Linked DNA regions of Mus musculus: region 1 is linked to region 2. Evidence: chromatin loops called from intact Hi-C (ENCODE). Cell type or tissue: gastrocnemius. All regions are shown on one strand. Each heading gives the region's core, and the rest is flanking DNA. Links, peaks and the distances in the headings are about the cores only.

Region 1 (15,864 bases), core at 7,753-11,752, 56 kb after region 2:
GCCAGAAGGATTTGCTGTTAGATTGGATGTGGAGCAAATGCAGTGAAGATGCACATTCCTGCCTTAGGCCAGCCAAGCCTCAGACAGGGTTTTCCTTGCTTTCTGCTTTTAGTTACTTCTAAACATATTGCAGGCCAGCTCTTGTGACTCCACTAAGAGCACACACAGGTACTGAACTATGGCATTCATCTTCCCAACTGCTTCTGTTAGGCTCTTTCCAACTCTGCTACACAGCTAGAGAGGTACTTTCTGTCATAAAGTAAACTCAAATTTAAATGACTTTCATTACGTTTTGAAATGTGTATCAATCTAAGGAAAAATAATATTAACTCTATAGAAATATGTAGCAAGCACTATTTTTGTTTTTTTTTTTTTTCTGCTTGGGAAATTGGTGTGTAAAGACTTGTATAATCGTTAAATGAATATGAGCACATAAATCCTGACTGGGAAAGTTAAAGGAAAAATGAACCTGTGTTTCCTTATCAAGAATGAAAGAAAACAAAAATGGTGTTTCAGAAGATGATTCTTGCATGTCACAGTGAGAAATTTAGTCTAGAAACTTCCACTGACTGGGAATTTAAAGGTTACTACTGGTAAAGAGTATGCCATCTGCCCTAACACCATTTCTGCTCATTACACTGTTTATAATAGAGGCGAGCCAATGTCTATAGAAACGCAGATGAAGGTAGCATTACTGTATCCCTGGGTCAGACTAAGAGAATCTCACTTTGCTGCTTGCTGTATTGTGGCTGTTACACAGATGCCTGCCACTCCACACCCCAACAGGAGCTGATTAGCACTCTGGTGCCCTATTTAAGCTTTCTAGCTCTAGAGAGAAGTTATTTTGAAAAGTGAAAAGATTACACTCTGATAATAGAGCAGAGGCCTTACACATGTGGATAGCTCACAGAGGATTAAAAGAGCAGATTCAGAATAAATGCAGCCTGCCCCTGATGGAACAATGAGGGTGAATCACCTCACACTGACTACAGGGTTTAAAGGAAGTTCTCTGCTCAGATCATGGCTGTCTCTGTGAACCAACACACTGGTGAAGGGTTTGTGGGGCTGGTCTAATCCAACCACTGTCTTGTCGAGGAACCAATTAGACTGCTGCATAGTTCTGAGATGTGTCCAGGATCTATGTCCTAGTTGGTGAGCGCCTCGGTTCCTGTGATCTCTTTCTTTGTGTTCCCGTTTGTGAGCATTTCCCAAGGATCACCGATCATTTGAAGAAGGGGTTGAACTGAGTAGTTCATACTTGTTCTAATTTATTTTTAAAATAAAATGATATAGATGAGAACTTTGTCATTTCAGGCTAGGACAGTTGGGACATTGGGGCCTGTAGGTTACAGATCATATTTGAATTCAAGCTCCTGGAAACTGGCTCACTCAACTGTGATTTCTTATAACATGGTATGAGGTATTTATATATAGCTATATAAATAAATATATAAACAAATATACATTTATATAAATATTTTTTATTTATATGCAGAGGGACTAAGTCAGACCTTTGCAGGCTCCCTGGTTGGCAGTTTAGTCTCTGTGAGCCCTTGAGTGCAGTTTAGTTGATTCTGTGGGTTTTCTTGTAGTGTCTCTGGCCCCTCTGGCTCCTGTAATTCTTCTTCTCCCTCTTCTTCATGATTCCCTGAGCTCTGTCTAATGTTATTCTCTTCAAGAAAAACAGCTTAGGAAAGTCATAATTAAACAAATATATTCAGTAACATTAAACACATTAAAGGTGTATCATGTGTCAAGAGCCCCGCTTGCTATTGAGAATTTTATGATGGAAAAGGATTAAAGCCATTGTCTAGGTTTTGTAATTAAGAAACTTGAAACTGTACCTACCTCCCAACCCTGTGAAAGGTGGAAGAGAGGGTTAATGCCCATTATGTAGTCTACTGTTTGTGACCTAGACCTACCTGTTGAGCCTGTTTCTGGTTCAAGCCTATGAATAAATAAAAATGAATTGTAGAGCGCCAGGCCAAATTTATCTCCACGGCCTCCCCTAGCATGTTACATTGTCTGGGGACCATAAGACAGTGTTAGACTGAAGTGAAAATATGTAAGTGGACGATGGTCCTGTGGTTTGGAACAGAAGGTCTCCCCAAGTCCCCATGTGTCTAGATGCTTAAGTCCTTGCCAAATCATTTTGGTCAGTATAGGAAGGCTGGATATACTTTTTAATATTAGCAACCTAAAAGGGAAGTATTACACAGATGTGTCTCTGCATTTGTGATGGTTTGTATATCCTTGGACCAGGGAGTGGCACCATCTGAAGGTGTGGCCTTGTTGGAATAGGTGTGACCTGGTTGGAATGGGTGTGTCACTATGGGTGTGGGTATAAGATCTTCACCCTAGTTGCCTGGAAGTCAGCCTTCCACTAGCAGCCCTTGGATGAAGACATAGAACTCTCAGCTCCTCCTGCGCCATGCCTGCCTGGATACTGCCATGCTCTCACCTTGATGATAATGGACTGAACCTCTGAACCTGTAAGCCAGCCCCAATTAAATGTTGTTTTTTATAAGACTTGCCTTGGTCATGGTGTCTGTTCACAGCGGTAAAACCCTAACTAAGACAGCATTGGTTTCTACTTTGGTCAAGGAAGAAAGTGAGCGTACCTGGTGAAGACAGTGACAGCCACTGTCCTTTAGTGTGTACCATTTATGTGTGTCTGAATGAACACTTGAACCTTTTCTAGGAAAAAGTAACTTTAAAGTAGATTTAAATTTTTTTTACATCTTTTTGTAGTGTTGGGAACTGAACCCAGGGCCTTTAGTACACTTTGAGCTATATCCTTTGGCTCAAATAAACTTTGTCTTATTTAAAATTTAAATTCATGGAAAAGTTATAAAAATCGTACATAAATCTTCCTGTGTCCCTTACAGTTTCCCTTGAGGTTAATATCCAATATTATTGTGTAGCATTTGTCACAACTAATGAGCTAATGTTGATGAGATATAAACTCTCTTTCCTCAATGCTAAACTTCGGAATCATGATTTGGGTACCGTACTAGTTGGTTCTGTTTGATTTGGTGTTGTCTCTATCTAAATCCATCAGTGTTTCATCTGCTTCCTAACCTTTATAGTCTAGGATAGTTTAAAGGAGATTAAACTTCTATACCTGCTAGCTAGAGAGAACTGCCCTGCTCTCAGTACTAGTAGGAGGAAAGTTTTATGTGCTGAGGCAATGACCAGCAGAAGATCATTGATGTCCTTCCCAAGGCCTCAAATTCCAGTGCTATCTCCAGATGGAAGATGGTAGAAGTGCTTGAGGAATTCTCTTCTGACAAGTTGACTTGCTTGTAAATGTTAACTTTAATATAAATGTATGTAGTAGTATGGCAGTTGCGTTTCTTTATCTTAGCTAGTTCACAACAACCACAGACAGACCAAGGTTTAATCTCATGCTTCACCTCAGTGTCCGGGCAATCAACTGATTAATATTTATCCCCTCAGCTAATATGGCTACCTCCCAGCCCCGGATCTCACAATACTTGCATTTAGGGCTTTCCATGCTCCTGCTGAACTCTCAAGAAGCTTTCCTCCTTCCCCTCATGGCAGATCTGAATCTCCTTTCCTCTCTCTCTCCCTCCATTTCCTGGCTGATAGAAGTTCTAACCTATCCTCTCTTCTGCCCAGCCACTGGGTGATCAGCGTTTTGACTCAGTAGGTATACAGTGGGAATGAGGGCTTCAGATTGTGGGGATTATCAGGCGGTGTTGCTGAGCCAGGGATCACAGTTTGAGAAACACAGCCCTATGATATAATCTGTGTGGAGAAAAACCATTATATGTGCTTGTTTCTCTTAGTTTGCCCATTTTATGAATAGTAATTATTTTCCCTAGCAACCTCCAGAGGTGATCAGTGACTTTTTTTTAATTTAGGGTGGTAAACTCAAGTCTAAAAACAAAGGAAATAAACATATCTGATAAATTTAGTTTCTGTAGTATTGGGGTTTTGGGGGGGGGGTTGTTTTTGTTTTTTTTCTGATGTGTTCAGATTGTTTTCTTTAACCTGCAACAACCTCTTCTCTATCTTCAGGTAACAAAAAAATTCTCCAACTCAAGTTTATAAACTTCACACTACAGACTATAATTCATTCATTTCTCCAAAGGTTCTTGGTTGCCTTTATTGTGATTTTTATATGAAATATTATTCTCTTTGTTCTAATATAAAACATTTTCTGCACAACCATGATGACCTGAGGTTAATCCCCAGAATCAATGGACAGAGAACCAACTCCACAAAGTTATCCTCTGACCTATACATATATGCAGTACCATGGGATACCTAAACTCACACTCACATCACACACACACACACACACCCCTATGTGTGCTGGCTAGTCTTATTACAGACTGACATACAAACTAGTTATCTGAAAGGAAGTACTGTCAATTTAGAAAATGCTTTCATAAGATCTAGCCATAAGGCATTTTCTTTTTTTTTTTTTCAGAATATTTGTTCTGTTTTATTTTTTTCTTTCTTTCTTTCTTTCTTTCTTTTTTTTCATTTTTATTAGGTATTTAGCTCATTTACATTTCCAATGCTATACCAAAAGTCCCCCATACCCACCCACCCCCACTCCCCTACCCACCCACTCCCCCTTTTTGGCCCTGGCATTCCCCTGTACTGGGGCATATAAAGTTTGCGTGTCCAATGGGCCTCTCTTTCCAGTGATGGCCGACTAGGCCATCTTTTGATACATATGCAGCTAGAGTCAAGAGCTCGGGGGTACTGGTTAGTTCATAATGTTGTTCCACCTATAGGGTTGCAGATCCCTTTAGCTCCTTGGGTACTTTCTCTAGCTCCTCCATTGGGAGCCCTGTGATCCATCCATTAGCTGACTGTGAGCATCCACTTCTGTGTTTGCTAGGCCCCGGCATAGTCTCACAAGAGACAGCTACATCTGGGTCTTTTCGATAAAATCTTGCTAGTGTATGCAATGGTGTCAGCGTTTGGAAGCTGATTATGGGGTGGATCCCTGGATATGGCAGTCTCTACATGGTCCATCCTTTCATCTCAGCTCCAAACTTTGTCTCTGTAACTCCTTCCATGGGTGTTTTGTTCCCACTTCTAAGGAGGGGCATAGTGTCCACACTTCAGTCTTCATTCTTCTTGAGTTTCATGTGTTTAGCAAATTGTATCTTATATCTTGGGTATCCTAGGATTGGGGCTAATATCCACTTATCAGTGAGTACATATTGTGTGAGTTCCTTTGTGAATGTGTTACCTCACTCAGGATGATGCCCTCCAGGTCCATCCATTTGGCTAGGAATTTCATAAATTCATTCTTTTTAGTAGCTGAGTAGTACTCCATTGTGTAGATGTACCACATTTTCTGTATCCATTCCTCTGTTGAGGGGCATCTGGGTTCTTTCCAGCTTCTGGCTATTATAAATAAGGCTGCTATGAACATAGTGGAGCATGTGTCCTTCTTACCAGTTGGGGCATCTTCTGGATATATGCCCAGGAGAGGTATTGCTGGATCCTCCGGTAGTACTATGTCCAATTTTCTGAGGAACCGCCAGACTGATTTCCAGAGTGGTTGTACAAGCCTGCAATCCCACCAACAATGGAGGAGTGTTCCTCTTTCTCCACATCCACGCCAGCATCTGCTGTCACCTGAATTTTTTATCTTAGCCATTCTGACTGGTGTGAGGTGGAATCTCAGGGTTGTTTTGATTTGCATTTCCCTGATGATTAAGGATGTTGAACAATTTTTCAGGTGCTTCTCTGCCATTCGGTATTCCTCAGGTGAGAATTCTTTGTTCAGTTCTGAGCCCCATTTTTTAATGGGGTTATTTGATTTTCTGAAGTCCACCTTCTTGAGTTCTTTATATATGTTGGATATTAGTCCCCTATCTGATTTAGGATAGGTAAAGATCCTTTCCCAATCTGTTGGTCGTCTTTTTGTCTTATTGACGGTGTCTTTCGCCTTGCAGAAACTTTGGAGTTTCATTAGGTCCCATTTGTCAATTCTTGATCTTACAGCACAAGCCATTGCTGTTCTGTTCAGGAATTTTTCCCCTGTGCCCATATCTTCAAGGCTTTTCCCCACTTTCTCCTCTATAAGTTTCAGTGTCTCTGGTTTTATGTGAAGTTCCTTGATCCACTTAGATTTGACCTTAGTACAAGGAGATAAGTATGGATAGATTCGCATTCTTCTACAGGATAACAACCAGTTGTGCCAGCACCATTTGTTGAAAATGCTGTCTTTCTTCCACTGGATGGTTTTAGCTCCCTTGTCGAAGATCAAGTGACCATAGGTGTGTGGGTTCATTTCTGGGTCTTCAATTCTATTCCATTGGTCTACTTGTCTGTCTCTATACCAGTACCATGCAGTTTTTTTTCACAATTGCTCTGTAGTAAAGCTTTAGGTCAGGCATGGTGATTCCACCAGAGGTTCTTTTATCCTTGAAAAGAGTTTTTGCTATCCTAGGTTTTTTGTTATTCCAGATGAATTTGCAAATTGCTCCTTCTAATTCGTTGAAGAATTGAGTTGGAATTTTGATGGGGATTGCATTGAATCTGTAGATTGCTTTTGGCAAGATAGCCATTTTTACAATGTTGATCCTGCCAATCCATGAGCATGGGAGATCTTTCCATCTTCTGAGATCTTCTTTCATTTCTTTCTTCAGAGACTTGAAGTTTTTATCATACAGATTTTTCACTTCCTTAGTTAGAGTCACGCTGAGATATTTTATATTATTTGTGACTATTGAGAAGGGTGTTGTTTCCCTAATTTCTTTCTCAGCCTGTTTATTCTTTGTGTAGAGAAAGGCCATTGACTTGTTTGAGTTTATTTTATATCCAGCTACTTCACCAAAGCTGTTTATCAGGTTTAGGAGTTCTCTGGTGGAATTTTTAGGGTCACTGATATATACTATCATATCATCTGCAAAAAGTGATATTTTGACTTCTTTTCCAATTTGTATCCCCTTGATCTCCTTTTGTTGTCGAATTGCTCTGGCTAATACTTCAAGTACTATGTTGAAAAGGTAGGGAGAAAGTGGGCAGCCTTGTCTAGTCCCTGATTTTAGTGGGATTGCTTCCAGCTTCTCTCCATTTACTTTGATGTTGGCTACTGGTTTGCTGTAGATTGCTTTTATCATGTTTAGGTATGGGCCTTGAATTCCTGATCTTTCCAAGACTTTTATCATGAATGGGTGTTGGATCTTGTCAAATGCTTTTTCAGCATCTAACGAGATGATCATGTGGTTTTTGTCTTTGAGTTTGTTTATATAATGGATTACATTGATGGATTTTCGTATATTAAACCATCCCTGCATCCCTGGAATAAAACCTACTTGGTCAGGATGGATGATTGCTTTAATGTGTTCTTGGATTCGGTTAGCGAGAATTTTATTGAAGATTTTTGCATTGATATTCATAAGAGAAATTTGTCTGAAGTTCTCTATCTTTGTTGGATCTTTCTGTGGTTTAGGTATCAGAGTAATAGTGGCTTCATAAAATGAGTTGGGTAGAGTACCTTCTACTTCTATTTTGTGAAATAGTTTGTGCAGAACTGGAATTAGATCTTCTTTGAAGGTCTGATAGAACTCTGCACTAAACCCGTCTGGTCCTGGGCTTTTTTTGGCTGGGAGACTATTAATAACTGCTTCTATTTCTTTAGGTGATATGGGACTGTTTAGATGGTCAACTTGATCCTGATTCAACTTTGGTACCTGGTATCTTTCCAGAAATTTGTCCATTTCGTCCAGGTTTTCCAGTTTTGTTGAGTATAGCCTTTTGTAGAAGGATCTGATGGTGTTTTGGATTTCTTCAGGATCTGTTGTTATGTCTCCCTTTTCATTTCTGATTTTGTTAATTAGGATTTTGTCCCTGTGCCCTCTAGTGAGTCTAGCTAAGGGTTTATCTATCTTGTTGATTTTCTCAAAGAACCAACTCCTCGTTTGGTTAATTCTTTGAATAGTTCTTCTTGCTTCCACTTGGTTGATTAGGCATTTTCTTCATTTGTAATTTATAGGGAGAGTTCAGCCCATTGTAGGTGATTCCATCCTGGGCTGCTGGTTCTGGATTCTATAAGAAAACAGGAGGAGCAAGCCAGGAAGAACAGGCTAGTTAGCAGCACCTTTCCATGGCCTCTGTATCAGCTGCTGCCTTCAGGGTCCTACCCTGCTTGAGTTCCTCTTCTGACTTCCTTTGGATATGAACTGTGATGTGAAAGTGTAAGCTGAACACACCCTTTCCTCTCCTACTTGCTTTTGCTCATGATGTTTCATCACAGCAATAGTAACCCTGACAACAATATCCCTCTCACAGGTCTCATGCACACATACCACACACACACACCCCTACATCTCTCATACATGCACACCACACACCAGACACATACATACATCACACACACATACCTCACACACATATCAGACACACACGTATACACAGAGAGAGAGAGAGAGAGAAAGACAGAGAAATGATAACATAAAAGAGCTTTTCTTTGTTGTTAGAAACTTTAAAGGTAATTTATGTGTATGTGCTTATGAGTATTTGTACTATGGAGGCCAGAGGCATACAGGTGGAGCTGGGGCTACAGGTGGCTGTGAGTCCCCTACTTTCCAGTCACCCCCACAATACAGGCCCTCTGCAAGAGCAGTGTGCACTTTTAACTACTGAGCCTTCTCTCAAGCCCCTATTAAAAATTTCTAGTGTCTGTTATTTTAATAGTGATATTGAGCTGGGCAGTAGTGGTGCAGGACTTTAATCCCAGCACTTGGGAGGCAGAGGCAGGCAGATTTCTGAGTTCGAGGCCAGCCTAGTCTACAGAGTGAGTTCCAGGACAGCCAGGGCTACACAGAAAAACCCTGTCTTGGAAAAAAAAAAAGTGACATTGTGTTCCACTGTATGGACTTACTCTAATTTCCCTATCATTCTCCAAATATTAGACACTGACTTGCTCTAGTGAACAACTGTGTGTTCAAACCCTTTATCTCATTTAATATCATTTCCTTATAATCTATTCCAAAAGTTAAATGCATAGATCAGAGGTTATGAAGATATTTAGAACACCTGGAACCCATTCCTAGATTGCTTTCCAGAAAATATTATGCTTGTAATTTTGCCAGCATTGAGCATGTTTCAGGCTTTGCTAGTATGATGTATTAAGAATAACTATCATTGTTTCCATCCAAGTTTTTTATTCTAAACACATTAAGTTTTACTGTGTTAATATAATCTGTCCTCTAGTTTACTATTTGCCTTTCAGTCTGATACTAGGTGTTGGGTGGGGGTGTGGGAGAGAGAGATAGACTGTTACAGGTACATTTATGAGTATAGTGTATGTGCATGTGCAAACGTGTGTGTGTGTGTGTGTGTGTGTACACGTACCCCAAAGCCAAAGGAGGCTTTAGAAGTTCAGAGTCTTATTGGAGTACAGTCAGTTTGAGTCCAATCTGGGATATATGAGACTGTGTCTCAAACAAGTACCAGAAGTAAAAGGAAAGTATATGTTCCGTTTATATAAGTTAACTTTAATCTGAATTTTAGTAATGTACTTGTTTCATCGGTCAAGAAACAGTAGCAAAGGTGATGAGTGTACCATGTAGCTCTCATGTCAGTGAGCACTGTCCTCCTCTCTCACCCTGTGTGACCTGTAGTACTATGGGTGGCAGGACCTTCCTTTCCCAGCACTGCTTATCTGTGAGGGCACAGGCTGCTGGAGTGTCACAGTCACTACTATAATCACTTTTGATTTTTGGCTCAAACCTTTAAAAAGAAAATGTCTCCTCCAGAGCCCTGCTGTGGGACTAGGCAGCAAGGCTTCCACTAACCACTCAGCCAGACTCACGCAGAGCTTGGTATGAGATAATGAATGGAAGAGAGGAGTCATCTAAGGACAGGAACGTGGTCCGGCAGGGACAGCGTCAGAGCATGCAGTTAACACCTGAAAAACTGTTCTATCCTCTCTAGAGATGATGCTCCCATAAGGCATATCTTCTGATGCCTCCTGCTACCCCCTCTCCCTCTCCTCCTGTTAGCTTTCTCCTTTCCCCCTGTAGTTCTCTCAGGTCATCCATTACTCTCCCTCTGCCCTTCACTCAGTAAGGTACCTTACTCCTTCCAAATAAGAGGCTCATCCCATCAGCTCCAGAAGCCTCATACCCCCACCCCAGTGTGTTTATTGCCACTTCCCTGGCCTGAGCCCAATGCATGGTCAGGAAAAAGAGGAGCAGAGCTTAATTTAGTCTCTCCTAAAGAGAAAATGGGAAAGAACACTTAAAAATGATTGACAAAAAAAAAAAAAAAAAAAAAAAAAAACTTAACCTAAGATGCAAACGTGGCACACAAGGACATTTTCTTTTAGATAATACAGTGTGGCAGGAGAGAAATGATTTGTGCCAGCTTGACTCTGGACCTTGTCCACTATTGAGCAGTAAAGCTCACCATTATTGTGTTAAGAAGCATTTATTTGGCTCTCTGTGCCTGGCCTGTTCTACAGAAGGAGACACACTGTCTATAAAAGGCTCTGCAGGATGGATGCTGCCTGGACCAATTAATTTGTAAGTTAGTTTACCTCACTTCAAAATGATCTGCTCCCCAGCAGCCTCCAAGCTGACTTATGTTTCTAGAGGCCTCTCAGTCTCCACGTTTGCTTTGGCTCATGGATTGCCCCTGCTTTCCTCAGATTTAGTTCATACATATACACACAAACTTTTTGTTTCTGTTTTTTTGAGACAGGATTTCTCTGTACAGCTCTCTCTGTCCTAGAACTTGCTCTGTAGACCAGGCTCGCTCACCTCCTTATTTAAAAGAATTCAAGATTATATAGGATTAAGTTTGGTTTTGAGGAACATTAGAAATTTTGGCTTTGTGGCAGTCTTCTCTATTGGTGGAGATAGCAACTTGGAGGACTCTCATTACTGCAAATAATATATTGAAATTGTTTTATTAAGCATGATCAGTGGGACCAGCTTTGCCTGGGACTAGACTTAAAAGGACATTTTCACCTTGTGTAAGCAAAAGCGGTTTCTCGTGGCATTGTCTTCATGGTATACTGTGTTTGGGGAAGACAGGTTATTTACATGAGACTATCTGTTGGAGTCCATCCTGATGCATACATGAGGCCCAGAACTGAAACTGACTCAAAGGCTGCAAGGTGCAGTTTCATGGGTAGTTCAGGACTGTGGCCTTGAATAGTATAGGAGACTCAGCTTCAGGGTGTCCTGGGAATGTGCCTGTGCACCCAATATGCATGCCCAGAGCTGGTGGAACTTTAAAAGGCTTAATACCTACCTGTTGGTGAGCTGATGGAGCGCACTGCCACTGTAGTGAAGATTCTTCATGAGACTTGCCACAGACACAGGTGAGCACTCCCTGGCTCATGGCCCTAGTGGTGGCATGCCGAAGTAGACTTCAGAAGAGACGACTATGGGATAGATAGGTTTTCTGACTTTCCTTCTTCAGATATGCAAACTGAGTGAGTGTCTAATGTTCTTGATCACTTAAACACACTTATCAGCTTCAAGAAAAAAAAGTCTGAGTTTTTCAAAATTGCTCCAGCAATATACCTTAGATCTGTTTTGACTTTTCATGTACTCAGTGTATCACCAATTGAGTGTCAACTTGACAGGATCTAGAGTCACCTAGGAGTCAAGCTTCCATATATACCCGTGAGGTGCTTAGATTAGGCTAGCCTATACCCCTGCCTGTGAGGGATTATCTAGTTTTGTTGGTTTGGGGTTTTTGTTTGTTTGTTTTTGTTTTGTTTTTGTTTTTCGAGACAGGGTTTCTCTGTATAGCCCTGGCTGTCCTGGAACTCACTCTGTAGACCAGGCTGGCCTCGAACTCAGAAATCCGCCTGCCTCTGCCTCCCGAGTGCTGAGATTAAAGGCATGCGCCACCATACTTGGCTTGTTTGTTTAAACTCCCAAATTGCAGTACCTTAACAAAGGTCACGGGTTTTAAAAATAACATTGAAGCAACATTTTGATTAGTATGTACAGTTTCAAACAGAAGCTGAAGAGCCAGAACAAAGCATTAATACTGTATGTATGTATATATGTATGTATGTATGTATGTATGTATGTATGCACTTCGCGCAGAGGTGGTTGTAACAGCTTCCTGTGAGAATGAACTTTGTCCAGTCTTGAAAGCGTGTTTGTAACTAGTAAGGGTAGGGTGTCTGTATATATGACATGCATCTGTGAGGAATTGTCTTGATGAGGTTAGCCATTCCTAGCTAGCTTCTACTGTCAACTTTACACGATTCAGGGTTATCTGAAGGAGTCTTGATGGGGAGATTGCCACTGAGTGGCCTGTGGTGTCTTTGAGGATATGTTATTGATTTCTACCTGATGAAGGAGGGCCTAGCCCACCATGGGCAGTGCCATCATTAGGAAGTAGATAGGCCTTGGCTATTTTTAGAAAGTAACTGAAAGCTGGGAATGGTGATGTATGCCTATAATTCCAGCACTTGGGAACCAGAAGCAGGAAAACATCTATGCGTTCAAGGCCAGCCTGATATATATTAGACTTCACAATAAAAGTCTGGATGGAAGGAGGAAAAGAGAAAGTACATGCATACATACATACAGACATATATACATACACACACACACACACACATATGTATGTGTGTGTAATATATTCCACTTATATAATACATATGTAATATATACGAGAAGACAAGCTGAACAAACAAGAAATCTTGGCAATCAAGAAAATAACACTCTCGTCTGTGAACAGAATATGACCAATTACTTCAAGCTCCATCTGCCTTGACTTCCCTGCTCAGATGTATAGTATCTTAAACTGTGAGCCAGATAAGCCCTCTCTTCCCTAAGGAACTCTTTCCAGGGCAATTTGTCATAACAATAGCAATAGTAACTGAGAGAACTCTATTTCTAACTCTAAGTGACTCCATCTGCTTTTGCACGCCTCTGCCTTGGTGGTGCTAGTTGGCCGTTGATGTTGGTTTTCTGCTTGATGATTTTTCTTGCTCCTGGTGCAATCCTGCTCCTACAGAATTCACTCTTGTAAGTCAGAGTTAGCTTTTAAAATGTAAGTCAATCTTGCTACTCTACTGCTTTAAATTTTCATTCATAATAAAATCTCTGGCCTAAGAAGCCTCACAGAACGTTCCAGTCTGTTCTCTTATCTTTTCTTGCCTGTTCCATTAAAGATACTTTCTGCTTCTGAAATGAGGATGATCATTCCCACTTGAGAGGCACCACACTAGTTATTACCTGTGTCTGCAGTACATGTCTTCTGCATTTTGTTTCTTCAGGATATCCTCAGAGAGACACCACCACCACCACCCGACAACATATATTTAGTGTTTGGGAATTTCATACAATGTACCCTGATCACACTGCTTCTCATTCCTCCCAGGTCTACCCTCCTCCCCTCTCCCTTGCACCCCTACCCCAACCCCTCCCAAAACACACCAAGTCTAATGTGTATTGCCCAAATACTCCTTAGAGCATGGTCAAACTCCCACTGGGCAGCCCCTTAAAGAAAAATGGATCCTCCCCTGCCTCTATCCTGCCAGAAACCATTAACTGTGAAAAGCTACACTTCATCATCTTTATAACCGTTTTTAAGGACTCAGAAATGCATTCTGTTTTTTGGGGTTTTGTTTGTTTGGTTTTTTTGTTTGTTTGTTTGTTTTTTGGGTTTTTTTTTGTTTTTTGTTTTTGAGACAGGGTTTCTCTGTGTAGCCCTGGCTGACTTGGAACTCACTATGTAGACCAGGCTGGCCTTGAACTCAGAAATCCACCTGCCTCTGCCTCTGCCTCTGCCTCTGCCTCTCTGCCTGTCTGCCTGTCTGCCTCTCTGCCTCTCTGCCTCTCTGCCTCTCTGCCTCTCTGCCTCTCTGCCTCTCTGCCTCTCTGCCTGTCTGCCTCTCTGCCTGTCTGCCTCTCTGCCTCTCTGCCTCTCTGCCTCTCTGCCTCTGCCTCTCTGCCTCTCTGCCTCTCTGCCTCTCTGCCTCTCTGCCTCTCTGCCTCTCTGCCTCTCTGCCTCTGCCTCTCTGCCTCTCTGCCTTTCTCTCTGCCTCTCTGCCCCTCTGCCCCTCTGCCCCTCTGCCTCCCGAGTGCTGGGATTAAAGGCGTGCGCCACCACGCCTGGCTCAGAAATGCCTTCTTAAGGGTTAGGTTTTTGTCCTTTTTTTTTTTTTTTTTTCTGGTAAGCATTGACTAAAATAGTCATATTTTCTGTGGTTCCAATTAATCTTAGTTAGCTGTGGTCCAAAAACTATTAGTAAAAAAGTTGGAGGAGAACAGTAATGAGATCCCATATCATCTTGGTCTGTCTTAAACAGGATGTGATACATCCCATGGCTCAGAGTATCCAGGCAGTATATGCCACCTGCTTGTTGGTTACTCAGTAGCCATCTCAGTTAGCAGACCAACTGCTGCAGTATCACAGTACTTGTGTGTCCAGCCTGGAACGCTGACCAGTATATGTGAAGTGCCTTGTTAGATCCCGAGGGTCACAGAAGAGAGTGATGAAACTAGAACTCCAGCAGAGGCAGTGCTTATGTTCAAAGTAATCCTTGCTTTGTTCTTCATAGTCTTAAAGATAGTCATCCTGCTAATTTTGTCATATCATATTATTGTTCTTATACTTTAGTGCTGCTTTAGTCACTCTGTTACTATGCAGATTTGAAAAACAAAAGCATATTATGGGTTTGTATGTATGTATAGGTAAAACCATAGCTCTAGAGTCTAGGATGTTCAAACTCAGGCTAAGCTGGAGTCCTGGGGACACACATCCTTGGTAGATAAAGGAGAACTGTTGTGCCTCCAATATTTTCATTGTTATTTTTATTTAACTGTCTTTCTATGGTCCCTCTAGTCTAAGATAGCTACCAGTATATAATTTAGTTTAAGGTGTTTAAGTAGTGACAGAAAATGGATAACCATATGACTTTGTAGCTGTGAATTCATTCTTGTAAATTTTTCCCAGGGTAAAGGTGCAGTTTCTTTTCTTTTCTTTTCTTTTCTCTTCTTTTTTTTTTTTTTTTTTTTTTTTTTGTTTGTTTGTTTGTTTGGTTGGTTGGTTGGTTTTTTTGTTTTTGTTTTTGTTTTTTTTTTTCGAGACAGGGTTTCTCTGTATAGCTCTGCCTCCCGAGTGCCGGGATTAAAGGTGTGCGCCACCACGCCCGGCTCTTTTTTTTTTTTTTTTAATTGGATATTTTCTTTATTTACATTTCAAATGTTATCCCCTTTCCCAGTTTCCCTCCCTCCCGGAAACACCGTATCACATCCTCCCTCCCCTGCTTCTGTGAGGGTGTTCCTCCACCCACCCACCCACCCACCTACTCCCACAGACCTCCCCAGAACTCCCAGGGACTAAGGAGTGCACAGGCCCCAGCTGCAGTTTCTATAGTTAGGACTTTGGTTTTGAATGGATGCTCAGCTCCTAGAAGAAAACCCAGTACATCACCATCATCTGTCGAATGTTAATGAATGAAAAAACCGAAATGAATAATTGGAAAGGTGCCAGTGATGTACTTGCCTGTGCTTCCAAAGGAGATGGAAGAATTCCATCTCACCTGTGATGCAGAAATGTTTTCAGTGCTCCAGTGTTCCCTGGAGGCAGTGTGCAAATGCTTGTTCAGTGTTTCCTTTAATGAAACAGCCTTCTGAATTATATGTACTATTTCCAACTTATAGATGGGGAAAACAGGCACAGAAAACTTACATAAATGTTATTTAAAAGATACAATTTGCAAAACATAAGAAAATCAAGAAGAACGAAGACCAATACTTCATTAGATACTTCATTCCTTCTTAGAATAGGGAACAAAATACCCATGGAAGGAGTTACAGAGACAAAGTTTAGAGCTAAGAAGAAAGGATGGACCATCCAGAAACTACCCCACCCGGGGATCCA
Region 2 (15,864 bases), core at 4,267-8,266:
CTTTAATTTCATAAATTTTATCTTGATGAAAAAATGTATTGTCCTTTTCTTGGTGGGTGTTTTTAACCATTGCATACTGTGGAATAGGAATATGAAGGGAAAGCCTGGGGTAGATGAGTGTATATTGTTAATTGCAGAAGAAGTCCATCTGAGAGGCAAGGCCATCATGGCCTACATGGTAGAGTATTCTAGGCCAACCAAAATTACAGAGTAAGTCTTTCTCTTTGCCCTCTCTCTTCTCTCCCCCATACCTTCCTAGCACTACACTAAGCCTCTGCCCACCTACTCCATGCCATGATGGACTGAAGCCTTTGAAACCATGAACAAGAGGAATCTTACCCCACTTAGTTACTTGTTTATTTTGTTACAGTGACAGAAGACAGGATGACACTGAACTGTTCCTGTTCCTACTAATACAAACCTGACTTGTGATAAAGGGAATCTAGTGATTCGGTTAAAAAAGATTATTTAAAGGCTAGGCCTTACTAATAAAATTTTCAAAAAGAAATTAAAACAATACAAATGAAATAACTTTAAAAAAAGACAATAGAGTATGCCTGGAATGTCCTATCACCTAACTCTTACACATACTGTGCACACAGCCCATGTCACCTCTTCATAGGCCTTTGTGCAAATATTTAGAAGGATATCACATGTACTTTCTGTTTCACTCAATTTTATTTGCTGCTTCTTCTTTTTATAATGTGGAAGTGGGGATCAAACCCACAGCTTTGTGCATGCTAGGCAAGCACTCTGCCAACCAAGCAATAATCCCTTATTTTATTTTTTTTCTTCATTCTTTTTCTTTTATTGGATAGTTTCTTTATTTACATTTCAAATGTCATCCCCTTTCCAGGTCTCCCCTCTGGAAACTCCCAACCCACCCCACCACCACCACCCCCACCACCATCCTGCCTCTACCAGGGTGCTCCCCCACCTACCCACCCACTCCCACCTTTCCACCCTGGCATTATTCTAACTCTGTAGAAGATCACTTAAGATGTATAGACTTTGGGTCTGACTAACCTTATTGGTGGGTAAAGTTCTTTTAATTTACCAAGTGCTTTAACAATAAAAATTTTCAATATTAAAGCAAAATTAGGTTGTTTAGAAAATGTGAGTTGACTCGAGAATAAAAACCCATGGGAGACATAGATTTGGCACTTGACTTGTGGTTCATCTTTGCTCTGCAAATCAGTATACAACGCCAACATCACAGCTTCCCTCTGTCCCATCTTCTCGTTGTAGGTATAGGCAACCCCTTTCCTCATTGTGAAAAAAAAAAATACCATTTAATGGATTTAAAAGTGTAGTCATTCATATTTTCGAAAGGCATTGGGATTTTCCAACCTGATAGAGAACTAAGTAGGACTACAGAAGAAGCATCTATCAGGGCCGTATGCTTCAGCTATTAAATATTTTGGTTTATGAAAGGAAGCTGAATTTTCCTGCCCCCACCCCCAGGCCAGGCTGAGTGAACAGTGGTTCTAATTCTCTGAAATGTCATTTCCCCTTCTGTGTGTTGCTTTTCAGGTTGGCATCCTGCGACCTGAATGTAGCCCGTTGTCAAAAGTTATCCAATGCTCTCCAAACCAATAGGAGCCTGGTATTTCTGAATCTGTCCCTCAACAATCTATCAAATGATGGAGTAAAGTCGTTGTGTGAGGTCTTAGAAAATCCAAACTCTTCTCTAGAGAGACTGGCGTGAGTCAATGGACTGGATAGGAATAATGTGTGGGTTAACATAGCTGGGTCAGGTTTCTTTGTATGCCTTTCTATTTTCCTTTTGTCTTGGGATTAAGTCTAGAACCTTGAACGTGGTAAGCATCTAATAACACTAAGCTGTATGGCCAGATGTCCCCTTTTCCCAAGTTTGCCTCTGTGTCTCTATGTCTCTGTGTCTGTCTCTTTCAGTCTGGCTCTGGCTCAGTGTATATGCACCTCTGTCACTATCTGGGGGGGGAGCAGGGTGGGCCTGTGAGAGGGGTCTGTCTACTGGGGGGGGGGTCTCTGTAGATTCTGCCTGGATGTGTTGATGGAGAGAGAGTATGTGACTGGGGGGGGGGGTCTGGGTAGAGGGTGAGGCCTATGTCTGGGGGTGGGGGTGTCTGGGAGTGATGGTATGTGTCTGTGTCTGGGGGTGGAAATGGGAGTGTGTTGGGGGATGGGGTGGGTGGGGGTATGTATCTGTGGGAGAGTAGAGGTGTCAGTAGGTGTGGGTCTCTCCCCCTCTCTCTCTCCCCCTCTCTCTCCCCCTCTCTCTCCCCCTCTCTCTCCCCCTCTCTCTCTCCCTGGCAAGGGCTTACCAACTGAACTATTTTCCCAGCCCTATCCTCTTGTGTTTGGCTTTATACTTTTCTATTTTGTTTTCACACTTTCTAGACCTCTCTCCCATTTTGTCTCATTCTCTCCAGTACTTAAATGCAATGGACTTCACAAGTTAAATGTTTGTTGGGGTTGATTCTACAGGAAAATTGGCCGATATAAGTATCAGATAGTTTCCTAGTGGAGTAAGGCAGGACCTTTGGAAACTGATGCGTGGGTCCTTTTCCATCTATTTCCACTTCAGCTTAGCAAGCTGTGGCCTCACAAAAGCTGGTTGTAAAGTTCTTTCCTCGGCTCTCACCAAAAGCAAGAGGCTGACACATTTATGCTTGTCAGACAACGTCTTAGAAGATGAAGGGATAAAGCTGCTCAGCCATACCTTGAAGCATCCACAGTGTACTCTGCAGAGCCTTGTGTGAGTGTTTGCTGTCATCTTCCCAAACTAGCATAGCTTAGAATGAATGTATATGTGTATGTACACACACACTATACATACATATATATATATTAGAATCTTTAAAAACCACAACTTGTAAATGATTTTTGTTGAGCATGTTTTCATATATTTTGGGGTTTTGATATGTTAGCAATTGCTTCCTCAAAGGCTCCAGTTTTTCTTCTGGATGTTCTAAAAGTCATACCTGATGACTATCATGCATATTTTTATATACTACTGATAACTTTTCTATCTTGTTGCTTTATCTCTAACTTCCTGTATGATCATTTCCATATTATGAAATTTTGAAATAATTTGATATGATTGTGTGTTGCTTGGGCTAGCTTTGAACTTGCTATGTAGTCTGGGCTAACTTTGAACTTGCTATATAGCCTAAGCCAGTCCAGAATTAGAAATTCCCCTGCTTCAGCCTTCCAAGTGCTTGGATTCTAGGCATGTACTATATACCCAGGCCAGATGTTTACATTTTTTGTAAGTCATTATGTCTTATAACTCCTAAAACTTATCATTTCTAGAAATAACTTTTAAAATGTAATTTTGTAATCCTATAATTTTTAATTCTTAAACACACATTATCCCAAATTTATCCTGAATTTAATGTTTACATATTTAGTTTTTTCAAATTAATTTGTTGTAAGGGTTATATTTATTTCTCCCCCATATATAAGGCATATTGTACCAAAATTATTAAATTACTGATTTAAAACATCACTATCATATACAAAGAATACTGACTTTGCTTATTCCTATTATAGTTCTCATGCCTGCTTCTCTATTCCATGTAGCTACTTTTGCAAGAGTGGACTATATACTTTTTTAGGAAAATAAAAGATTACCATTTGATAGTATGAAAAGCTGAGCCAAGTATGGTGCCCGTAATTCTAGAACTAGGGAGACTGTGGCAGAAGCATTGCATTTCAAACCCATTTTGGGTAGTCCAACCTGTGTTGCAAAGTGAGACCCTGTTTTAGAAAATTGGAAAAAGGGACAGACATTGGGATTGGCTCTGAAGAGAGTGAGTCCAGTTTTTAAGAGTTTGATGTAGATGTGACTCCTGAGGGGACAAGATGGCAGTAGGAAGTCTGCCCTGAGATGGAGTGTTGAGCAGACATGAGACTTTGACTGGGCAATAAAGGCTGACTCCCATCTTTCCTCATACTGTGCTTCTCTGTAGGCTTAGGTCTTGCAGTTTCACTCCGATTGGCAGTGAGCATCTCTCCACCGCTCTCCTGCACAACAGGAGCTTGGTACATCTGGACCTGGGACAAAACAAGCTGGCGGATAATGGAGTGAAGCTTCTGTGTCACTCCCTCCAGCAGCCACACTGCAATCTTCAGGAGCTGGAGTAGGTTTTTTATGATTCTAGTGTTGTGTACTTTGGACTATGGGTGATCTTGGAAGGCAGGGGAGAGGTGAAAGGAAGAACTGAGAAATATGAGTATCAGAGGAGGAGATTAGATCGGACTCTTTTCTCTTTCTGTTGGAGAAAGCTAAAGACCCTGTTTGGTTTAAAACCAAACCAAAACCTACAATTACTATGACCATCATGGTCTGCTTCCCTCAGAGTTCAGAGGCATCAGGCTGAACAGGAGGCATTTTAGTTTTTGATTGTGCCCTAGGAAATCTATTGTCTATCAGCTGCATCCACAAGGCTGAAATTTCTCTACTAGTTTTCCTTTCAGGTTTATTCGTTTTTCCAAAAGGTATTTAATTATTTTAATTATAATTTTATGTATATGGGTGGTTTTCCTGAATGGATGCCTGTGTACATGTGCATGCCTGGTGCCCAGGAAGGCCAGAAGATTCTAGATTCCCCAAGACTGGAGACATAGACAGTTGTGAGCCTCCACGCAAGTGCTGGTAATTAAACTGGACCGTCTGGCAGAGAGAACACTCCTAACCACTGAACCATCTTTCCATTTCCAGGTTTATATTTAAACTAATTTCCTGTTAGGTTAATATTCAAAGAAACCGGAAGGTTTTGTGTTATTATAATTAATATATTTTTCTTATTAATCCTACCATTTAATTTTTGGGGGTTTCCATACAAAGTATTGAGGTTCATCTCCATATGTATATGTCCTTATATTCTGTATTCATTTTTCCTCCCCTTGTGGATATTCCAGTGCCCCCCTTCCTCTATTTCCTATTCCCACCTCTCTTGAGATCTCTCCTTTCATTGTCATGATTCCCTTTCCAGTTAATTTTTTCAGCTAGTTTTTTATTTTAGTTTTGAGATGAGGTCTCACTGAGCAGCAAGAACTAGCTTAGAAGTCGCCACTTCCCGACTGTTTCTTGAGCACTGGAAGAAGAGAAATACCACTACTTTGCCCTAAATTCCAGTTTTAAAAGTAGCCATTTTCATTCCTGAGCTCTCTTAAGAATGCAAGAATATGCAGAGGCAGGCAGATTTCTGAGTTCGAGGCCAGCCTGGTCTACAAAGTGAGTTCCAGGACAGCCAGAGCTATACAGAGAAACCCTGTCTCAAAAAAAAAAAAAAAAAAGCAAGAATATGCATGGCTTAAATACATCATGGTGATAATTGTATGGGCGAGATTCCCTTTCATTTGGTGCTATTCCAGAAAACTTTTAACTACTTTAAATTATCCTGTAGATTAGTTTAATGACTTTATGATATTTAATAATTCATCATATAAAAACTCCAAAATAAGACTGAGGTGTCAGTCTCAACCTAGTTGGCAGCTCGATCTTCTCATGATTGAGTCCTTAGAGATATAAATCCTGCATATAGATTTATTTTTATTTTATGGGTATGGAAGTTTTGCCTGCATGTATGTGTCTGCACCACATATATGCCTGGTATCCATGAAAGGCAGAGTGTTTGAGCCCTGGAACTGAAGTTGTAGACAACTGTGAGCATCCATGTGAGTACCAGGAATTGAACCTAGGTCCTTTGGAAGAGCAGACAATATTCTTAACCACTGAGCCATTTTTTCCAGCTCTATAGCCCCAGCATTTCTTCAACTTTTACCTTCAGCTTCTTGGCATACACAAAGTGTTATCCTGACTGGATTGAGTCATGAAAGCTGTTATAGTTTGAATTTGAAATGTTCCACCCCAAAAGTTTAGATGTTGAAAATCTTCATTATACAGAGCTTCTCTGAGGTTGTGATAGAAAGAAACCTCACCCACCTGGATTCTGCTTGGAAGAAGCCTGTGAAGGCTCACTTCTCCCCACCCCTGTACTTTTCTTTCCAGCTTCTTAGCCTGACACTAGGTTGGCATGTTACCTGCCACACCCTTCTAACATAATGCTCTGCCTCATTTTGGACACTTGAAGTTGCCTTACTTTCAGGTATTTGGTAACAACTCCCAAATGAGTTTATTGTAACATCTAAGCACTCATCCACATCCTTAGGGACAAGATATATTTAATGTGTGTTACTCTGAATTTCCTTGATCTTTACTCGGCTTGATAAGATAAGCCAATGCCTTTCCTGTAACCACAAAAACAATTTCTAAGAGACCAGTATATCAGCCAGGGTGGTTGCGCATGCCTTTAATCCCAGCACTCAAGGGGCAAAGGCAGGCGGATTTCTGAGTTCGAGGCCAGCCAGGGCTATACAGAGAAACCCTGTCTCAGAGAGAGAGAGAGAGAGAGAGAGAGAGAGAGAGAGAGAGAGAGAGAGAGCACAGTATATCTAAGGCCTTTGCTCAGCCTGCCTTCTTAATACACATGTTTGTGGTCACCTTCATAGCCTCTTTTAATTTACTATTATTTTAGAACCCACTAAGTCTAAAGAGTACTGATCCTATGCAAATGTATGGGGTCATCTATTAGAACATAGCTACACCCCCAAAAGAAAACTTTCCCTCTCAAAACTTGTCAACATAGAGATGCTGCCATCTTTCACCCATTTTGATATTGGGCTGATAACCACAGCTGCTGTGAGTTTGAGTACAACAGCCATATCATAGCCAAAAGATAGAATTTTAACAACTGTCTCTATGTGTCTGTCTGTGTGTCTTTTGGTATCTGTGTCTATGTGTATAGCAGATTGAAACTGGGGCTTTTACAATTGACCTATACCCTAAGACCTCCAAACTTACTTTAAAAACATATAAAAAGAAGAACAAAAACCTTAAGTCCTACAGGGTACCCTTACGGCTCCTTGGAAACGTTTTCATCCTTTTTTTTTTTTTTTTTTTTTTTTTTTTTTCTGAGACAGGGTTTCTCTGAGTAACAGGCGTGACTGTCCTGGAACTCTTTGTAGGCCAGGCTGGCCTCAAACTCGAAGAGATCTGCCTGCCTCTCCCTCTCCTTTGTCAGAGTGGCCAGTGTTCTTAACCACTGAGACATCTCTCCAGGCATTAATAATGTATTTTAAAATGGATATACTTCACTCATGCTGCTGGGCATTAGTGGTGGTACACAACTGTCTGTACTGCAGTACCGGGAGAATCAAGCACAGTATTCTGACTTCTCTAATACTAGGAGTGTATGCTGTGTACATACATGCAGGCAAAACACTCATACATGTAATCTTTTAAATACCTAGGGGGGAATCAAAAATGCTTTTAAAAAACCAATATGCACTCGACTTTATGAGAGATAACTGTTTACACATTGGTTTCTTCTGCTCATTAAGAAATTCCATCTGTTTCTATTGATATTGTCACCTCAGTTATGTCCTGGGTTGTACTAATACATAGAAAAAAAAAAAGGTTTAACTGCCTGGGCAACTCTCCTGGAAGAACATAGCTCATGCTACTAAAGAGCTCTTTCCTCCTCTTATGTGTTGTCCATAGGTTGATGAGCTGTGTTCTCACGAGTAAGGCTTGTGGGGATCTGGCTTCTGTTCTTGTGAACAACTCAAACTTGTGGAGCCTAGACCTTGGGCACAATATCTTGGATGATGCTGGTCTGAATATTCTGTGTGATGCTTTAAGAAATCCCAACTGCCACGTTCAGAGGCTAGGGTGAGTTCAGAGAAAGGTAATTTTGTATGTGGAGAATAAAAAACAAATGGTGCTATAGAAGATAAGTTACTTTGAGAAATAAGGATCAGAATTTCAAATATATGGGCCTGTATATTATATGCCTTTTGCTACAGAATCTTCACTTTGCCTTTTTCTTTAGTGTCTCAGATAAGTATTATCCTATTGGGGCCCTCCATGCTCTGTCATTGTTTAGATATTCCAGTTGTCCTTGAATGAAGTTTTCATATGAAATAGAGGACTTTACCAATCATGTTTCTGTAGAAATGCCAAGTTCTCAAGGAGCTTGTAATCTCCTGTCCTTTCTATATACTCATGTTCATTCAGTCCTAGATCCTCAGAACTGACAGAACCAAAATTGTAGGAGAGGACCAATTCTTGAAAACTTTCCTCTGACTACCACACATAGTCTCAGCACTGCGGCATGCACACACCTCCACGAATGATTTCCTCCAGTGTGATATGGAAGTTTAAGACAAAAAAAAAAAATCCCTTTTATCCTCAAATCACTTTTTTGTTATGGTGTTTTATCACAGCAATCTGAACCCTGATTTAAGGCACCTACTGGAAGCTCTCCCCTAGCCCTGGATGTGTATTTACATAAATAACACTGCTTTTGAAGCCTTGTTATTTCTTGCTTTTTAAGGACTCAGTAGCAAGTTTCTAAGTTGGGACTGGTGAGATGATTCAGTAGGTAAAGGGGCTTAACACTTTGTACAAATAGAATTGTAATTCATGTCAGAAGGAAATATGCTTAACTCATAAGTATGTGAGTTCCTGTAGTTCATGAATTCACTCTAGCTATATTCATATCTCTTAGTTTCTAAGATTATCTTCCAAAGCTCACAGATCTCTTAAGTGCTTGTCCTATGCCATAAAATAAAGTTATTTGTCTTTTTGTCTCTCTTCCCTGTAGATTGGAAAACTGTGGTTTGACCCCTGGTTGCTGTCAGGATCTCTTAGGTATCTTATCTAACAACAAAAGTGTGATACAAATGAACTTAATGAAGAATGCCCTTGATCATGAATCAATTAAGAATCTATGTAAAGTCTTGAGATCTCCAACATGCAAAATGGAATTTCTAGCGTAAGTCTTAAATTGCTTCTCAGAGGCACTATGTCCTAGGTTGAGGGATTTAGGTACCCATTCTTTCACTGATGCCCTCAGAATCAGCCTGCTGCACTTTGATAGATTGATCTGGAACCAGACTACCTCAATTTGAGTTCTGGCCCCACCCCTGTTTAACTAGATTTGCTAGTATCTCAAAGTAGTCTGTAAAGTGGAAAAATTGATCCTTGAGGCTATTCCAAGGATCTATGACTTGAGGTTGACACAGTGCCCAGTATAATTAACAAGAATGTATTGGTTGCTTCCCTGAGAAGAGGCTCCCAGAGGCCCTTGTTAATATGCCACTTCTGTTTGCTGCATCTCCTTCATATCTTGAATTCCCACTTGCCATCAGTGTTAAATTCCCTGTGTTAGCAAAGGTTTGTTTCTTCTCCTAAAGCTTTAGAAGGTAGAAAAGATGTTCATTTATTTTCTCAGGTTAGACAAAAAGGAAATATTGAAGAAGAAAATCAAGAAGTTTCTGGTCGATGTAAGAATTAATAATCCACATTTGGTCATTGGGCCAGAGTGTCCTAATACAGAAAGTGGGTGCTGGTGGAATTATTTCTGAAGAACCGGATGTGCCTGTAAAAAATTTAAAAACCTAACTTCCAAGTGGCAAAGTCTTTAACTTGTAAGAAATACTGTTTATGTCCAGAAGCACTGAACTGCACTCAGTAGGGGTAGGTTGCTCACGTCTCTGTAAAATGTTTGTTGGGTTTCACGTGGAGGTTGAGAAAGTAAAGCAAAGCACATAAAATGCCACAAGTGTCATGTTTTTTATTCACTATGGAGCTTAAAACCCTGGGAAATAGAGAAATGAACTGGATGATAGGACTTGTCCCAGTTAGTGTTACTTATTGCTGTGATGAAACACCACCACAACCAAAAGCAACTTGTGGCGGGAAGGGTTTTTCTCATTTCCATATAACAGTTCATCATTAAAGCAGGGAGGAGAGGACCTCACACAGGACAGGAGCCTGGAGATACTGATGCAGAGGCCACAGGGGGGATGCTTCTTACTGACTTGGCTCAACATGGCTTGCTCGTTTTACTTTTCTTTCTTTCTTTCTTTCCTTCTTTCCTTCTTTCCTTCTTTCCTTCTTTCCTTCTTTCCTTCTTTCCTTCTTTCCTTCTTTCTTTCTTTCTTTCTTTCTTTCTTTCTTCCTTCCTTCCTTCCTTCCTTCCTTCCTTCCTTTCTTTCTTTCTTTCTTTTCTTTCTTTCATTTTTTTATACGTTATTTTCAAGAAATGCAAGAACTCTGTACAGTATCCAGTTGAAGGCAGTCAAAGGTTGTCGACTGCCACCAAAGCTGCAGAGAGAAATGACAACAGGAACTGAATTTTGTTTCCATCTATGGTTGTAGGTACACATGAGCATTTTTAGGCTGTGACCTTTGTCAGGACACCATTGGTGTCTGTGGGCTCCTGTTCCCACAGGGACCACTAACAAATAAACCTTTCATGCTGCCAATAACCAGTCTTTCCCATCTTCCAAGTGCTTCATTTACTGAAGAGACAGTGTCTATGTCCCAAACCTGAAGCCCCTTCTTTCTGTCCTCCAAAGTCATAAACAAATGGCAAGTCAGGACAGCATGAAGAACAAAAGAACTCCCATTTTCATGTCTCTAGAATGAATGAGACTTGTCCTATCTCCTAAGATGACCCAGATCTTCACAAATTTGTCTGCTGAAGCAGTTATAAGGCAGACTTTGATCTGACTGCTCAGATCAAGACCAGAGACTTCATCATTGTGTGCATTAAGTGTAAGAAAACAGCTTATCTTAACATGCATCCAGATTATATACAAAGCCATCATCTGTATTAGCCAAGAAATGACACGGTATGAAGTGATTCCAGGTCACTCTCGATCGGCCCACTGAACCACCATAGGTGGTGGTTCTGGCTAGGATCTCTGCAGTCATACAGAGCCACTGATTTGTCATAGGGTCCAGAAATCAGTGTCTGTGCTTCAAATGGATGAAACTGCAGAGTTTGAACCTTGTCTGTAAGCTCAGTAAACCTGGTTGCTGGCTTCCCCACAGACAGATCCCAGGGAATTACAGTGTTATCTACTGATGCACTTGCCAGCACATTTCTGACTGTCTTACTCCAGGAAACATCAAGGACAGCATCAATATGTTCTTCTGCTGAGGAACTATTCTTCTTTTCTTCTTTTTAGAAAGCTTGCTTCCCATTGTGAAGACTGGCTCTATAGAGTCCACAATATCCAGGTCCCACACCTCAGCAACAGGGGTCATGTTTCCCACAGCAATGTAATTTCCAGTAGACAGATCTGGGCTAGGATCAAATTTCAGCTATTCCACACTCAGAGGGTAGGCAGACAGGAGTATGTCAGGTGGGCATAGAAAGACTCCTTGATTGTAAGTGTGTACCTCTAAATTGCACCGCCTTTGTTCAGCATGGCCACAAACAATGTTGTTAGTCGGCTTAATCTAGAAATCTTCATGCTCATGTTGTTCCATGTCTTCCAGGGTGACCTATGGATCCTGATCACTACTACCATATGCCGTAAAGCCAATAGAGATTCGCCAATGGTCTCAGTATTTGGGTTGTCCTCTTTGTCATAATTATCTAAGTCGTACTCGGCCAGCTCATCTAGCATACAGTCATCTTGTGGATCCCCATCCTGGGTCTGGGCACTCTGCATGCCATCTTTGGAAGGACTGCTTGCCTCCTCTTCCTCACTACCACATCCTTCTTGTAATTTTCCTTTTGCTTCAGCAATGAGACATTTCACTTCCTCTTTACTTAGCTCTACCTTGTCTGGTGTCTCTGGCCACGCTGCAGTGGACCCAGGCCACGCAGGTCACTTGGCAGCTGGAATTCATGATCTTTGGCTTGAACTCAGTGCAAGCTGGGGACCTGGTCACTGGGAAAGACTACTCTGAGCTCTGTGATTTCATATCTCCAGCCATCCTGTTGTATCTGGAAGACACAATTTTTTGATTTATCCATCACCTCTGGCTCTTATCTTTCCACCTCCTCTTCCACATATATCCTGGTACTTACTGGTCTCATCTTCATTTGGCTTTCAAGGAAAACACAGGATAATTCTCTTATGGTAGTGAAACTTTCTATTGTCATGCCAACTCTGTTGCCAATCCTCAAATGTTATTCCTTGCTCCCCGACATTCCATACAGGATACCATTTTCTGTTTTCTGGAGCCCCACCAAGATAGTGACCCTCAGTCGGTCTTTCCATGTTCAGGCCACTCTTCAGGCACCACCTATAGCCGCCAGTAGCCACAGGTTACTAGGTTCCTGAAAAAGTCCTTTGCTATCCCCATTCCAAAAAGCTTCATCTATCTTTCTAATAGAACCCATGACCACAAGCCCAGGTTATAGCACCATCCACAATGGGCTGGGCACTCCTGCATTAATTACTCAAAATGTACTATAGCTAGATCTTATGGGGGCATTTTCTTGATTGAGGATGGGGGTGGGGGAAGTAAGACATTAAATTATCTACCACAGGACTAAAGATTCACAAGCCTTGATTTCCCACAGTCCTGACTTAGTTCATACATGTACTCTAACTTATTCTATTAGAATGGCATCCATATGTGTGCTGAGTACTGCCAATGTCAAAGTCACTTGTGTCTTTAAATGTAGATTTATATACACTCCATACTAGAATCAATGAAAAAGAATATTGGGGTGACTCTCCATAGAAGTGAGCATTTTAAGTAACCTCTAAGTAGGTTGAGAATCAGTAATTTAGGTAGATGAAGGAATAAAATTCTTCAATGAGTACTCTGTAGCTCCTGTTACAAAAGGGAGCTTAATTTTGAAAGGGCATAGGCTATTGGAGATAAAAATAAAAATACTCATTCGATAAAATGGCACAGTAGTTATCTGTAAAAGATTGTTAGGAGCTATTAAGTAAAGCTGTAGAACAAACCATTCCAGAACTCTGTGTGGTAGGGGTGGAAAAACTAGTGACTTTGGAGCCAGGCATGGTGGTGCATGCTTTTAATACTCAGCACTTGGAAGGAAGAGGCATGTGAATCTCTGGGTTCAAGTTGAGCCTGATATACAAAGTGAGTTCCAGGGCATCAAGAGTTACATGATGAGATCCTGACTCAAATAATTCATGACATGGCAAATGAGCATTCAGCAAAGGCTCACCCAAGCATTTTCCTCTCCATGGTATCATGTGTGGCTTGCTGGTGGGATTGAGTGGGAATGCTCTGGATGCTACTTAGATGGCTGGAAACCCAATATAAAAGTCCTGTGAGGCATCTATGTCTGTGAATTGGAACAGTTTAAGCTCTGCCCTGGGAGTGCTGCCAAAGCTCAGTGTGGATGAGGTGGTAGTGAGTAGCTACAGGGAGAGCACTTAGAAGAAAGGCTACTTGTGGGAGTGAAGGGGGGTTATTAAGGGTGGGGAGAGGGTGACTAAGAGCAGGGTGGGATGGGTTGAGACCTGAGGGGCAGGACCTGTGTGGAGGAGGTGAGTGCACTGGAAACAGTGTGCTAGCCTTGAGCAAATGGCAGAAAGAAGCCCAGAGCAAGTTTGCAGAAGGGGAGGCACATACTGCTTCAGACAGGAAACACAGCACTGATGGATTTGCTCTAGCCTTGAGTCTCTAGACTCAGAATGGAGCAGAGCAGCCAGCCCCAGCCAGATTTCCATTGCCACCGAGCAGGACCCTGGACAGCACTGTTGCAGTCTCCCTCAGTTTTAAAGGGCAACTTGCCACTTAAGAGTGATTCTACGCTTTTTTTTTTTAACATATTTTGGTTAAACACTAACCTCCAAATAACAAAACAACCCTATCAAATAAATGGGATATAGAACTAAACCGAATTCACAACAGAGTGAATTGAATGGCTGAGAAACACTTAAAGAATTGTTCAAGGTCCTCAGTGATCAGGGAAATGCAACAATGGACAGATGCCGCACACCCCTATGGCTGAATTAGAAAAAGGCTGGAAAAAGCTGAGGAGGAGGGTGACCCCATAGGAAGATCAGCAGTCTCAACTAACCCAGACCCCTAAGATCTCTGAGCCACCAAACAGGCAACATATACTAGCTGATCTGAGGCCCACAACACCTATACGGCAGAGGACTGCCTGATCCAGCCTCAGTGAGAGATGTGCCTAACCTTTTAGAGACTTGAGGCCCAGGCAGTAGGGAGGGATTGTGGGGTGGGGTAGGGTTTGGGAGGGGTGGGACATCCTCTTGGAGACAGAGGAAGAATGGGATGAGGAAATTTGGGAGGGCCGGCCCCCGAGTGGGCTAATGACTGGATTGTAAAAAATTTAAGAAATTTTAAAAAACAACAAGTCTGAAGCCACCATCAATAGGCCAAAACAGTCTCCAGAATAGGAAAAGATCTTTAACAACCCTATATCTGATAGAAGGCTAATAAAGAATTCAAGAAGCTAGACACCAACAAACCAAATAACCCAATTATTCTAAATAAAAGACTCTCTAATTGCTGAGAAACACTTAAATGTTCAACATCTTTACTCATCAGGAAAATACAAGTTAAAACAACTCTTGAGATTCCACCTTACACCTATTAAAATGGCTAAGATCAATAACTCAAGTGATAGCACATGTTGGCAAAGATGTGGAGCAAGGGGAACACTTTTTTTATTCCTGGTGAGAGTGAAAACTTATACAACCACTCTAGAAATCAATTTGGCAGCATCTCAGAAAATTGGGAAAAGTTCTACCTCAAGACCCATCTATACTCTTCTAGACATATACCCAACATATGCTCCATCATCCCACAAGGATACTTGCTCAGCTATGTTCATAGCAGTTTTATTCATAATAGCCAGCAACTGTAAACCACCCAGATGTCCGTCAACTCATAAATAAAGAAAATATGGTTCATTTACACAATGGAGTACTACTTGGCTATTAAAAACAATAACATCATGAAATTTGCAGACAAGTGGTTGGAACTAGAAAATACCCTGAGTGAGGTAATCCAGACCCAAAAGGACATGCATGGTAGTACTTACTCTCTTATAGTGGATATTAGCCATAAAGTAAAAGATGCCCATACTACAATCCATAGGCCCAAAGAAGCTAAATAACAAGGTGAACCCAAGGGATGATGCTTGAAGCTCTCAAAATGGGAAATAAAATGATCCCTGCAGGTGGATGGAGGGAAAGAACTGGAAAAGAGAGGTGGTTGAGGCGGGGAAAGGGGATCAGGTGTAGGGAGAGCTAGGGACAAAGGCCTGGTCTAGTTAACAGAATTGGGGGGTGCTCCAGGGAGTCAGTGATGGAGTTTCTCCCTGAGACTCCTAGGAATCAAAAATATGGAGTCTGAAGTGGCCACCTCCTGTTGACAGGCAGGACTCCCAGTGAAGGAATAAGGTCAGCAACCCACCTACAAAAACTTTGACTTAAAATGTGTCCCATGTACAAGATGTGCAGGGACAAAGATAGAGCAGAAACTGAGGGAATGGCTAACCAATGATTGGCCCAACTTGAGACCCATCCTATGGGCAAGAACAAGTCCCTGACACTATTAATGATACTCTGCTAGGCTTGTAGACAGGAGCCTAGCATAACTGTCTTTTGAGAGGCTTCACCCAGAAGCTAACTGGAAAAGATGAAGAGACTCACGGCCAAACATGAAAGCTCAGGTAGTCTTGTGGAAGAGTTAAGGGAAGGACTGAGGGACCTGGAGTGGATCGGAACTCCACAAGAATACCAACAGAGTCAACTAACTTGGACATTGTGGGGCCCCCAGAGAATGAATCACTAACCAAAGAGCATATATGGGCTGGACCTAGGACCCACCCCCTATAGCAAATATGCAGCTTGGTCTTCATGGAGGTCTCCCAACAACTGGAGCAGGGGCTGGCTCTGTTGCCTGCCTGTGGATCCTATTCCCCTCACTGGGCTGCCTTGTCTGGACTCAATTGGAGAGGATGTGCCTAGTCCTGCACTGACTTGTTGTGCCAGGCTCGGGTGGTTCCTGGGATGTGGGGCTTCCCCTTCTCACAGGGGAAGGGAGAATGG

Evidence for each region. Peaks named below come from ENCODE experiments on the same cell type or tissue, not always from the same donor. Only the 100,000 strongest peaks of a DNase experiment are listed, where the experiment ranks them.
Region 1: it touches region 2 in a loop (4-fold over the local background); 1 of 42 quality-filtered maps calls a loop at or near these places.

Annotation. Positions count from the first base shown.
Region 1 is chr7:107,240,637-107,256,500 of GRCm38, forward strand. No RefSeq gene overlaps it. Among named protein-coding and RNA genes, the nearest start is that of Rbmxl2, 39 kb to the left of the region's middle. In gastrocnemius, for the core only: no CTCF peak of the experiment used is centred there; DNase peaks (open chromatin) are centred at 9,791 and 10,155.
Region 2 is chr7:107,188,490-107,204,353 of GRCm38, forward strand. It overlaps Nlrp14 (NLR family, pyrin domain containing 14), which reads left to right. Exons shown (of 11, transcript NM_001002894.2): 6 at 1,534-1,704; 7 at 2,570-2,740; 8 at 3,957-4,127; 9 at 7,553-7,723; 10 at 8,658-8,828; 11 at 9,288-9,614. The coding sequence ends at 9,420. It also overlaps the pseudogene Gm3765. Among named protein-coding and RNA genes, the nearest start is that of Rbmxl2, 13 kb to the right of the region's middle. In gastrocnemius, for the core only: no CTCF peak of the experiment used is centred there; no DNase peak of the experiment used is centred there.